Linked DNA regions of Homo sapiens: region 2 is linked to region 1. The links are chromatin contacts, found by Hi-C or POLR2A ChIA-PET in ENCODE. All regions are on one chromosome and are shown on one strand. Each heading gives the region's core, a stretch centred on a gene start or an enhancer-like site at or near the end of the contact. The rest is flanking DNA. Distances are from core to core; before and after follow the strand shown. Region 1 holds the start of LINC00917 (long intergenic non-protein coding RNA 917). Region 2 overlaps LINC01081 (long intergenic non-protein coding RNA 1081).

Region 1 (5,824 bases), core at 998-3,497:
ATGATGAGACCCGTGACTTCAGTCAAGCCTTTGCTGAACATATAAGGAAACAGAGAGGGTCATGAAGTGGAAGGACTCACACAGCCACCCCTCCTTCAGTGGGGAAAGCGAGCCTGGGAACATGCTCAAGCCCCTTTGGGGTGGGGGGTGGGAAGATGGCGACAAGCAGTTCCTTGTGGACCCCGGTCCCTGACCCCACAGAGTGGGGACCCCAAGGGCAGTGAGGGGCAGAGTGAGTTTGTACCAGGCACTGGGACCCCAAGCTCCCTCTCTCTGGCCATGGCTGTGGGGGTCCCCAAGTGGAAGTGGAAGAGGGAAACTGAGGAAAACAAAATGGTCCTGCTTGAGAGAGGGAACATGGGCTGCTTTCTCCTCCCCCACCAGCTAGTCCAGTGAGCCTCATCTGTTCTCACGCTACTAATAAAGACATACCTGAGAATGGGGAATTTATAAAGAAGGAGGTTTAATGGACTCACAGTTCCACATGGCTGGGGAGGCCTCACACTCATGGCAGAGGACAAAGGAGAGGCAAAGGCAGGTCTTACATGGTGGCAGGCAGGAGAGCTTGTGACAGGGAATTCCCATTTAAAAAACCATCAAATCACGTGAGACTTACTCACTACCATGAGAACAGCATGGGGGAAACCACCTCCATGATTCAATGATCTCCACTTGGCCCTGCCCTTGACATGCTGGGATTATTACAATTCAAGGTGAAATTTGGGTGGGGACACAGCCAAACCGTATCAGAGCCTTTGAGATGTGTCGAGGCTGCCACCCCAGCTGAATTCATCAGCAGGACAGGAAGGGGGCTGGGAAGGGCTGTAACTTTCTTGCTCTGTGATCCAAGCTGAGACAGAAATGTTTGTTGAAAGGGGCTGGGGTCAAACAAGCCTGGGTTCAAATCCTGTCCCACCCTTGCTTGTTCTGTGACCTCGGAAGTCAGTTCCCCTCTCTGAGCTTCCTTTGTCTCATCTGTAAAATGGGGACAAAATATAAAATGTAAAAATACAAACCAGGAAGTTGGAAGTCATACACTTTCTGATTTCAAAAGTTACTAGAAAACTATGACAATCAAAACACTGTGGTCCTGACCTACATACAGACAGATAGACCAATGGGACAGAACACAGAGCCCAGAAAGAAGCCCTTTGACTTATTTGACATTCAAGTGTCTTGAGCCAAGACCCTTCAGTGGGGAAAGGGCAGTCTTTTCAAAAAATGGTATTTGGAAAACCAAATACCACACGCAGAAGAATGAAGTTGAGCCCTTCTCTTACACCAGATACAAAAAATTAACTCAAAAAGGATCAAAGGCATTACCATAATAACTAAATGTAAAAAAACTACAAAACTCTTAGAAGAAAACATAGGGGGAAAGCTTCACAATGTTGGACTCGGCAGTGGCTTCTTGGCCACGACACCCAAGAACAGGCAAGAAAAGGAAAAACAATTAAATCCATGCAAACACGTGTGCACAAATGTCCTCAGAGCGCTATTCCTAACAGCCAAATGCTGAGAGCAACGAAAATGTTCATTGACAGGAGAATGGATAAACAAAACGTGGTCCATCCATACAGTGGAATATTATTCAGCCTTAAAAAGGAAGGAAGTTCTGACACCTGCTATGACATGAGTGAGCCTTGAGGATATGGTGCCGAGTGAAACAAACCACTCATAAAAGGACAAACATTGTATAATTCCACAGACATGACTTGCCTAATGTCAGCAAATTCTCAGAGATAGAAAATAGCAGGTGGCGGAGGGCTGCTCAGGGTTACGGGGATGGGGGTGGTGTTTAACAGGGACCTTCCTGAGCTATTTCCTGATAGCAGCTGGGAGCCTTTTGAACAGCCTGCAGCGGGATTCTGGAACAATCTAAACTGGCCATGGCAGTTCCAGGGGCAGGGCTGACTTTGAACTCCAGCAGGAAGTGCAGTGCGAGGCCAGCTCACCCACTTCAGCGTCTCTTTCCTTTGTGTTGTTTAGACCCCCAAAAACACCCCCAAGTCCTGTCTCCCCTTGTGGAGGAAAGGCTGGTGGGAGGAAAGAAGGCTTGTTGAGTATCTACTGCACACCCGGCCCTGGGGCTACGGCTGGAAGCTGGACAGGCCGGGTCCTTGCCCTCCTGAGACCTGCCTTCTAGTGGGGAGAGAGATAGAGACGGAGGAAACAAAACACAGACCAGAGGATTTCAGAGGGTCTGAGGGCTCCGAGGAGAAGGAACACGATGATGTCATAGAGTCATTGTGGGGGAGGGGCCGGCCAGCCAGGGCAGGCAGGGGCGGCCTCTCTGACGAGAAGGAGGCCACTGGGCTGAGGCCAATGAATGGGAAAGAGCCAGCCATGTGGTGAGCTGGGAGAGGGCATCCCAGGCCGTGCGACCTGCGCTTGCAAAGGCCCTGGGGCCGGACAGTTCTTGGCAGAGTCTGAGGTACAGGATGATCCCTGGATGAGCGCCTGAGTGCACGAAGCATGGGTGGAGAGGGTCAGCTCCCAGCGTGGCTGCAGGAGGGGGTCGTGTAATGAATACTAAGTGCCAGTTCTGCAGGATGGAAACAGTTTTGAAATTGGACGGTGGCGATGGTGGTGCGATAATGCGAATGGACCCAATGCCACTGAAATATTCACTTTAAAAAAGTTAAAATGGCAAGGTTTACATTAACTAGACTTTGCCATAATAAAAGAAAAAGGAAAAAATATAATAACTGTGTGAAGTTGAGATGAAATGATGCAACTAATAATTTAGTTTGGTTAGCAAAGAGTAGGCACTCACATAGTTCAATATAACCATCATTATGACGGTACCCTGTCAGTGCTGGGGGATGCTTTATGAGGGAGGTGGAAGACGAGGAGGAGGCGGAGAGAGAAAGAGAATCAGCTTCTGTTATCCACAGCAGGATGCCTCTGGAGTTGTTTGAAGTAGAAAGGTAGTCCATGTGATCCCGTTTATATTGTAATATTGCTTGAGTAGGTCTTTAAAATTACAAAGTACTAGATAGAGCTAACTCAGCCCAGTCCTAATAATCACGACTCCTTGAGTATCTGTGAGGCTTCTGGTACGTTCTCTACAGTCCCAACATTGGGACCGACTGAACCATGTGTTGCACATTAAATCCAGGGTCCGGGACACCTCCCAGGCCACCTCTGTCATTTCACAAGTGCCAGGCCATCTTCTCAGTGCTTGTGAGCATCCCTTCACACTCAATCCTTCCCACACACCTGCCAAAGGGAAGGAGGCAGGAACCACCTACGGATGCCAAGAAACAGGCGGCATGGTCCTCCCGCCCTCGAGGCTGTTACCACCTGGAACACCCCACCCCAAAAGTAAGACCACCTACCATCTGGGCTTCTGTCTCACACAGGATATAGCCTCTCAGTGGCCAACTGTTTTTAATAAGGGTCTGCCAGTTCTAATGATATTGCACAGACACGGGGAAGGGGAGAGAGGAGACAGGACTTTGTCATGAGCTGTTCATCCCTCCAACAGCAGTGCTGGTGTCACGGCTGATGGGCAAAATTCCTACAGATGCCTTCTCTTAGAAACTCACTTCCCTCTGGAACCAGACGCAGGCTTCTCCAGGAAACAGCTCACTACCTGACACAATCCCCAACCCCCCTCTGTCTTCTTTTCCCTTTTGCTTGGGAGAGCGTTTTGGGCCACTGCCAAGAGAGAGAGACCTTAGGCTGCGCACCGAGTCCAGGCATCTATGTTTACTAAGGAACCAAGAGTCCCTCTCTTGAAAAAGAAAGAGAAGAGAATTTTTTTTTCTTTCCTGTGAAAGCCATTGCTGTGGCTAGGGCCATCAGAAGCGTACTCGCTTTATCTAAAGCCCCCAGAGGGCCTGCATAGCCCACTTTGCTTCTCCATGGCATAAGGGAACTCCTCAGGCACCCTGGGCTTTTCCTCTGGCCTGAAACAAACTCCTGCTGTCCATGCAGATCTGGACTGTCACCCAATCCCCTGTCTGCTGAGACCCCTAATAGGATATCTGGCAGTGAGAGACGGCATCTGATCTTATCAGCTTCTTCTCTGGCAAGCCTGGCTCCACCAAAATAACTTTTATCTGGAAATAAAATAATGCAATTAATGTCCTGACTGTCTGATACCCTCTCGAGTGATCTCAGCTCTGATGATTTCATGGGGGGCCCCCTGTCTGCTAATTGCCCAGAGCATTTATTAAGTCAAAGGCATTTGGTTGGAAAACAAAGCCAGTGAGTGAACAAGGATCTTATGCAATGAAATGAATACACAGCACAGGGTTTTTTTTTTTTTTTCGTTTTCTCTTTCTCTATTTGGATCTAAAATGGCTCCGTTCCCCGCACCCCACCCCTTCCCGGGGCAGGAAAAGTGCATGCCCCTCGCAAGCGTCGTGACTGCATTTACGTCACCTAGGAATTTTCTTTTTCTGGCTTACTCTCTGGCATCACCCGGCCGAGAGGCTCCAGGAAAATCGTAAACCCTGTTGAATGGCACCGCAGTAACGGCCAGTCCCATCGCAACATGCTGTGCTTTTTGTCTTGTAATGTCAAAATGAACTTGGCCGGGAACCTGAAGCCGCCAGCTGTGTGCCAGCTTGGCTTTCCGTGTTTCTGATGGGGGGTGGGCTCCAAAGTGGGGAGGACTGAGCAGGCCCCAGCAAGCTCGCTCCGGGACCTTGGGGGGCTCAAATCAGGCTGCCCGGCATGGGATTGTCTCGACGGCTCCGAGAGCCCATCCAGAACCTTCTTATACTCACGTAGGGCTGGTGCAGCGCACACAGGAAGCCCTGGATCCAGATGAACTCAGTCTGCCTGCCTCTGCCAGGAATAGCTGTGTGACCTTCAGGGAAGCAGTTTGTCTCTCTGGGCTTTAGTTTCCTTGTCTGTAAAATGAGGAGAGACTGGAATGGGTTAGGAGTTTTTAGCTCATCTCATCCTGGGACCTTATTTTCTAAGGAAACCTTCCCAAGATGTGTCCTTTGTAAAATAGAAAACAGTTGAGATCTTCTGCTTGAAGCAGACGGCTGGTACCTCAGTCCCAACTGCTAAGTGCTCCTGGCTTCTTTTCCAGGAAGATTCTGGGGGTCAGACCACCAAATGCTCTCTGAGGGGAATTTCAAGCTTGTGCTTCTGTGTTCTACGATTTGCCAAAACCAGCTTCATTCAATCAGTCAATCTGTATCTATTGATCCACCTATATCAAGCTTGTCCAACCCAAGGCTCTAGGGCCACATGTGGCCAAGGAGAGCTTTGAATGTGGCCCAACAGAAATTCCTAAACTTTCTTAAAACATTATGAAATTTTTTGTCATTTTCTTTTTTTAGCTCATCAGCTATGGTGAGTGTTAGTGTATTTTAGGTATGGCCCAAGACAATTCTTCTCCTTTCCATGTGGCCCAGCCAGAGAAGCCAAAAGAGGACACCCCTGATGTATATCTCCTACCTAGATATCAACTAGGCTTGCCCTTATTTATCGCCAAACTTCAACATGTCTGAGAGTCCCCCAGAGACTTGTTCAAACATGGACTTCCGGGCCCCACCTCTGCAGTTTCTGATTGATTGGGGTCTGGGCTGTGGATTTCTAGCAAACTCCCAGATGAGACCGATGCTGTGGTTCCAGCTCACCCCCTGGGGATCCCCAAATCCTCTTCCATATTTGCTCACAGAGAGGGTTTCTTCACCTTGATTTTAGATATTTGAGCAGAAACTAAAGTGTGAAGGACAAGAACGGTGCTCTCTATTTCCGACATGCACAGAGAGGAATAGTCAGAAGGGATTGTGTCCAGTTTTGAAGGCTCTGTGCTGCCCTTTGGGGCCCAAAAGCATTTGCGTCATGGGATACT
Region 2 (5,312 bases), core at 2,437-4,936, 93 kb after region 1:
CATCACCACTCCACTTAGAGTGCATAGGTCAATGGAGCCCAGTGGAGCAGTGAACAACCACCCCTACCCTGGATCTACAGGATGCATCTGAACATGGTGACTGCCTGATAAAAAAGAAAATTAAACAGGGTCCTTAGTCTTATGACACAATCCCCCAAAGATCCAGGATCCAAACAAAATCTGCTAATCATCACAAGCACCATGACAATAACAACTTGAAAGAGAAAAGACCACCACCAACACAAAAAATGAGATGATTTGGAATGATATGACAAGGATTATAAACAGCAATCACAAAAATCCTTCAGCAAGTAATCATGACTATACTTGAAAAAAAGAAAGTCTCAACAAAGAAGGGCAAGATATGAAAAAGAATCAAAAGGAAATTATAGAACTGAAAAATACAATAACCAAAATAAAAACACTGGTTGAGTGTAACAGCAGAATAAATATGACAGATGAAATAATGAGTTTGCTTGAAGATAGAACAAAAGAAATTATTCAATTTAAACAACAGAAAGAAAATAGATTTTAAAAAACAACAAACAGAGCTCCAGGGACCTGTGGTATAATATTTTAGAAATCTAATATTTACATTGTCAGAATGTCAGAAAATGAAGAAAAAGCGTGTTGGTCTGAAAAAATGTATAAGAAAGTAGTGGCTGAAAATTTCCCAAATATGGTGAAAGGCATAACCCTAAGAGATTCAAGAAGCTGACTAAAACTCAGAGTAAACCCAGATAAATCTGCACTAAGACACATTGTAAGCAAACTTCTGAAAAGTAAAGACAAGTAAAAAATCTTGAAAGAAGCTAAAGAGAAATAACATTTTACCTGTTGGAGAACATCAATTCAATTGCCTGTGGATTTTTTATCTGAAACCAGAGAGGACAGAAAAGAGTAGCACAATATTTTTCAAGTGATTGAGAGAAAAGAAGTGTCAACCACAAATTTTATATCCAGTAAAAATATCCTTCCAAATTGAAGGGGAAATAGATTCTCAGGTGAAGAAAAACTGAGAGAATCCATCTCTCAACAGGCTCACTCTTAAAAAATGACTTTGGGAAGTTGTCTAAGGAACTTAAGAAGGGAAAGAAGAATGGATAAACGTAGGAGTAAATATAACAGATATTACTTCTCTTCTTGACTTTCTTAAATCTTATTTGATAGTTAAAGCAAAAATCATAGCACTATCTGAGGTGGTATTCAATGTATATACAGGAAGTAGCTAAGACAATTTTATCTTAAAAGTGGGGAGCATAAGGGGACCCAAATGGAAGTAAGTTTTCTAAACTTCACTCAAAGCGGTAAAACCTCAATACTAATAGACTTTAATAAGTTAGTTGATATAGTATCTGAAGCAGCCACTAATAAAAATAAAAAAGTCATAAGCTAAAAAACATTTTTAAGTAAATAAAAATGGAACTCAAAAAATGTTTATGGCAAAAAGAAAGAAACAGGAATTAGAAACAGATATAACAAACAGAAAACAAGAAAATGGCAGACTTAAGCTATATCAATAATTACTTTAAATATTTGAAGTAAAATAATGAAAAAACAAAGATTGGCAGAAGGATTTTTAAAAACCTCACCACCTAACGATATGCTTTTTATAAGAAACTCACTTGCACCAGCCTGACCAACATGGTGAAACCCCATCCCTACTAAAAATACAAAAATTAACTGGGTGTGGTAGCAGGTGCCTGTAATCCCAGCTACTCGGGAGGCTGAGGCAGGAGAATCGCTTGAACTCGGGAGGTGGAGGTTACAGTGAGCCAAGATTGTGCCATTGCACTCCAGCCTGGGCAACAGAGCAAGACTCTGTCTCAAAAAAAAAAAAAAAAAGAAAGAAATCACTTGCAACATAACGACAGAGGTTAACAATAAAAAGATGGGAAAAGATATATCATGCAAATATTAATTTTAAAAAGAAGAGGCTATATTAATATCAGGTAAAGTCAACTTTAGAACAAAGGAAATTACTAAAGACAAATATGTATATCACATAACGATAAGAAGATCAGTCCAGGCTGGGTGTGGTGGCTCATGCCTGTAATCCCAGCACCGGGAGGCTGAGGAGGGAGGAATGCTTTACCAGGGTAGGCAACATGGCAAAACCCCGTTTCTAAAAAAAAAAAAAAAAAAAAAAAAAATTAGCCAGGCATGGTGGCACATGCCTATAGTCCCAGCTACTTGGGTGGCTGAGGTGGAAGGATCTTTTGAGCTCAGGAGGTTGAGACTGCAGTGAATCATGATCGTGCGACTGCACTCGACAGAGCTAGACCCTGTCTAAAAATAAAAAATAAATTTTGTTAAAAATCAGTCCAATAAATTTGATTTCTACCCTTTGCTATCTTTAATACCAAGCAACATAACCACTTTGAGGCTCAGCTTCTCCATCACTAAAATAGACACCATAGAATAGTTAGTAAAATATTATGATGATTAAATACTTAGTACAGGTTAGCACATGGGAAAGGTTCAAAGTGATAGCTGTCATTATCATCATAAGGAGTGTTTATTTCATCCTCACTATTTAAATAATGTACATCAGTCAGGAAAATAGAAACAACACCAGCCTTGTGTTGGGGGACGGGGCTGAGGGGTAAAAGTCGTCATCACATAAAATTTGCTATTTTCTGGCTGGGCGTGGTGGCTCATGCCTGTAATCCAAGCTCCTTGGGAGGCCAAGATGGGCAGATCACCTGAGGTCAGGAGTTTGAGACCAGTCTGGCCAATGTGGTGAAACCCAGTCTCGACTAAAGATAAAAAAATTAGCCAGGCGTGGTGGCACATGCCTGTAATCCCAGCTACTTGGGAGGCTGAGGCAGGAGAATCGCTTGAACCCGGGAGGCGGAGGTTGACATGACCAGAGATTGCTCCATTGCACTCCAGCCTGGGCGACAGAGTGAGACTCCATCTCAAAAAAAAAAAAAAAGAAAAAAAAAAAAAATTTACTATTTTCACCATTTTTAACTACAATTTGGTGGCATTAAGTACATTCACATTATTGTGCACCCATCACCATTATTCATCGCTATAGCTTTTTCATCTTCCCAAACTGAAGCTCGATACTCATTAAACATATCAGTTATTTTAACACAGAGAATTTAATATAAATATGTTTTAAAATCTAGTTATTGGAACACTGAAAAGAGGCAAAAGGGAACTTTAAGATACTGCAGAGGCAAGAATTACAGATGGACTCAGCTAACACCTCCAGGGCTAGGACGACAAAGGGAAGAGGTTGAGGTTAGGAGAATTTGGGAGCTTGGAGGAGGGGTCCTATGGAGGTAAGACCCAGACCCTCGAGGAAACAAAGCTAAGCAGCTGAGGCTGGCGTCTCTGAAGGGTGGGGGTGGAGGGGTGCAGCATGGATGGGGGAAGAGATTCTGGAAAGTGGAACCAGCTGCTTCTGACAAGGTGAAACCCATTGATGCTGGGATGCTGATGGGAGGGGAAGGAGCTCGGCTCTCCTGCCTTCTCCTGCGTTGCCCTCTAGCGCCCCCTATTTGTGTAACCAAACAGGGAGCAGCTGGCAATGGTGAAGTGGGGTTGCCCAGCCCCACTGGAGCATCACTATGCAAAGAACAGAAGGACAGTGTATGAGGGCCCGGGGACTGCCGTAACAAAATACCATGACCTGGGTGACTCACAGCAACAGAAACGTATTCCCCCACATTCTAGAGGCCAGAAGTCCAAAGTCAATGTGTCAGCTCCCTCTGAGTGCTCTAGGGGAGAATCCTTCCTGCCTCTTCCAGCTCCTGGTGGCTCCAGGCTGTCCTTGTCTTGCGGCTGCAGTGCTCCAATCTCTGTCTCCATCCTCTTGTGGCCTGTCCCCTCCCTGTGCATCTCTTCTTCTTTTAAGGACTCCAGTATTCCCCAATACTGAATTGGGGCCCATTCTAATTCCCACTGCAGATGGTTCTGGAGCTGAGAGACAAGAGCTTTATAACCAGCACAGGCATTGTTCTGAAACTCAGGTGATAGGGCCCACATCTACTTACACAAGGCACGCAGGACTTTCAGTGCCTCTGTTTCCCCGTCTGTAAAATAGGGGATTGGATTAGCAAACAAGTGAAGATCAACTATGTGCAAAGGCTCCAGGCCACATGTGCCAAATATGAGAGAGCAAGGCCCAGTTCCTGCTCTCCAGGTGCTTCGGGTGAACAATGGCAGCTCCGAGTGAGCAGTGCAGGTGACCTCAAGGGAAGGGAGCTTGGGGAAGGTCCACGCCATGTGGGCATTGCAGGATGCCTGGGTGAAAACCCCTGTTTGTTTGACCTAGTGGAGGACAAGAGCCACCCAGCTGGGTGTGGATGGATGTGTGGATTTATAGGATCGCCATGCCTTTCCCGAAGCTTTTTGATGGAATTGAGGGATCCCAGACGGGGCACAGAACTCACACGCACAGTGCTTGAAGTGGTTTTCAAAGGACAGGCTGCAGCTTCCATATTCATCTGACTGAGAGTAATGTAAACTGCCTCCCTCACTAGAGCTACAGTTTATTTGTACAGTTTGGGCCATTTCTGTAAACATTTGACCCATTTCGAAATCCAATCCAAAAGGAAAGCAAATGAGGGCTTTTATATTGTGCAATGGAATTCACGATCGACGGCGGTAACATTTTACCTATTGCAATGTATTGAATGCTGCATTCAAGAAGTAAGATAAAGGAATTTTTAAACATCTCAAAACTCAGGGAGAAAAAAAATGCATGTATTCATGAAGAGTAAAGAGGTATGAGACTAAACGTCCCCCACAGGTGGGGGAATGGGGTTCTCTTTACCATCACGGCCCCACGAAGACAGCACAGGGCTCAGTAAATCTTGGATGGATGGGAAACCCCAGCGACAGAGTCAGGAACCTTCATTGGAGTCAGAGTAAGGGGCACCCAGATGAGCAGGTCTCCAGATGAGAAACACAGCTCTGCTTCATTTCAAAACACGGATGAATCCTTTCTAGTTGTGCCTCCTGCTTTTCTTGTCCACTAAATCATGCTGTCACTATGCCAGGGACCTTGTTAAGGAAAAGCAATGCAATTTTCAAATGAAATAAGTAATTGCTACCAACTTATGTTTTTTAAGAAATATATAGATTTTTTATAAAGCGGGACTTGCTACAGCTAATATAGGGAGAGAGAGAAAAGGAGAGGGAGGAAGATAGAGGAGGGAGAGAGAGCAGGGGAGGGAGGGAGCAGTCACACTGTAAGCATATGCATAACAGATTACTGGTTTTGAAATTATTATTGTGTTGTTACAATATGGAGGGATTGGCGATACATTGCAAAGAGCAGAAAATTATAAGTGGAG

What was found. Hi-C counts contacts between places; a loop is a spot of excess contacts on that map. ChIA-PET counts read pairs that join two places held with the same protein, here RNA polymerase II (POLR2A). Pooled maps may share reads with other maps.
Region 2: a loop to region 1 is called in a map of IMR-90, with 17 times the contacts of the local background. The contact joins the enhancer-like site here to the promoter of LINC00917 in region 1. A Hi-C loop is called at or near these places in 3 of 168 maps with a recorded cell type or tissue (IMR-90, endothelial cell of hepatic sinusoid and endothelial cell of umbilical vein) and 1 of 50 pooled maps. POLR2A ChIA-PET finds 5 or more read pairs at or near these places in 1 of 52 experiments (AG04449).

What each region holds. Positions count from the first base shown.
Region 1 is chr16:86,342,102-86,347,925 of GRCh38, reverse strand. It overlaps LINC00917 (long intergenic non-protein coding RNA 917), which reads left to right and starts at 2,247. Exons shown (of 7, transcript NR_024406.1): 1 at 2,247-2,434.
Region 2 is chr16:86,251,050-86,256,361 of GRCh38, reverse strand. The region is part of intron 3 of LINC01081 (long intergenic non-protein coding RNA 1081); the gene reads left to right. Among named protein-coding and RNA genes, the nearest start is that of LINC01081, 33 kb to the left of the region's middle. Within about 2 kb of position 3,686, at least 2 of the 41 ENCODE cell types and tissues checked have a DNase peak (open chromatin) inside an H3K27ac peak, as active enhancers do; they include IMR-90, where a contact is called at or near this core.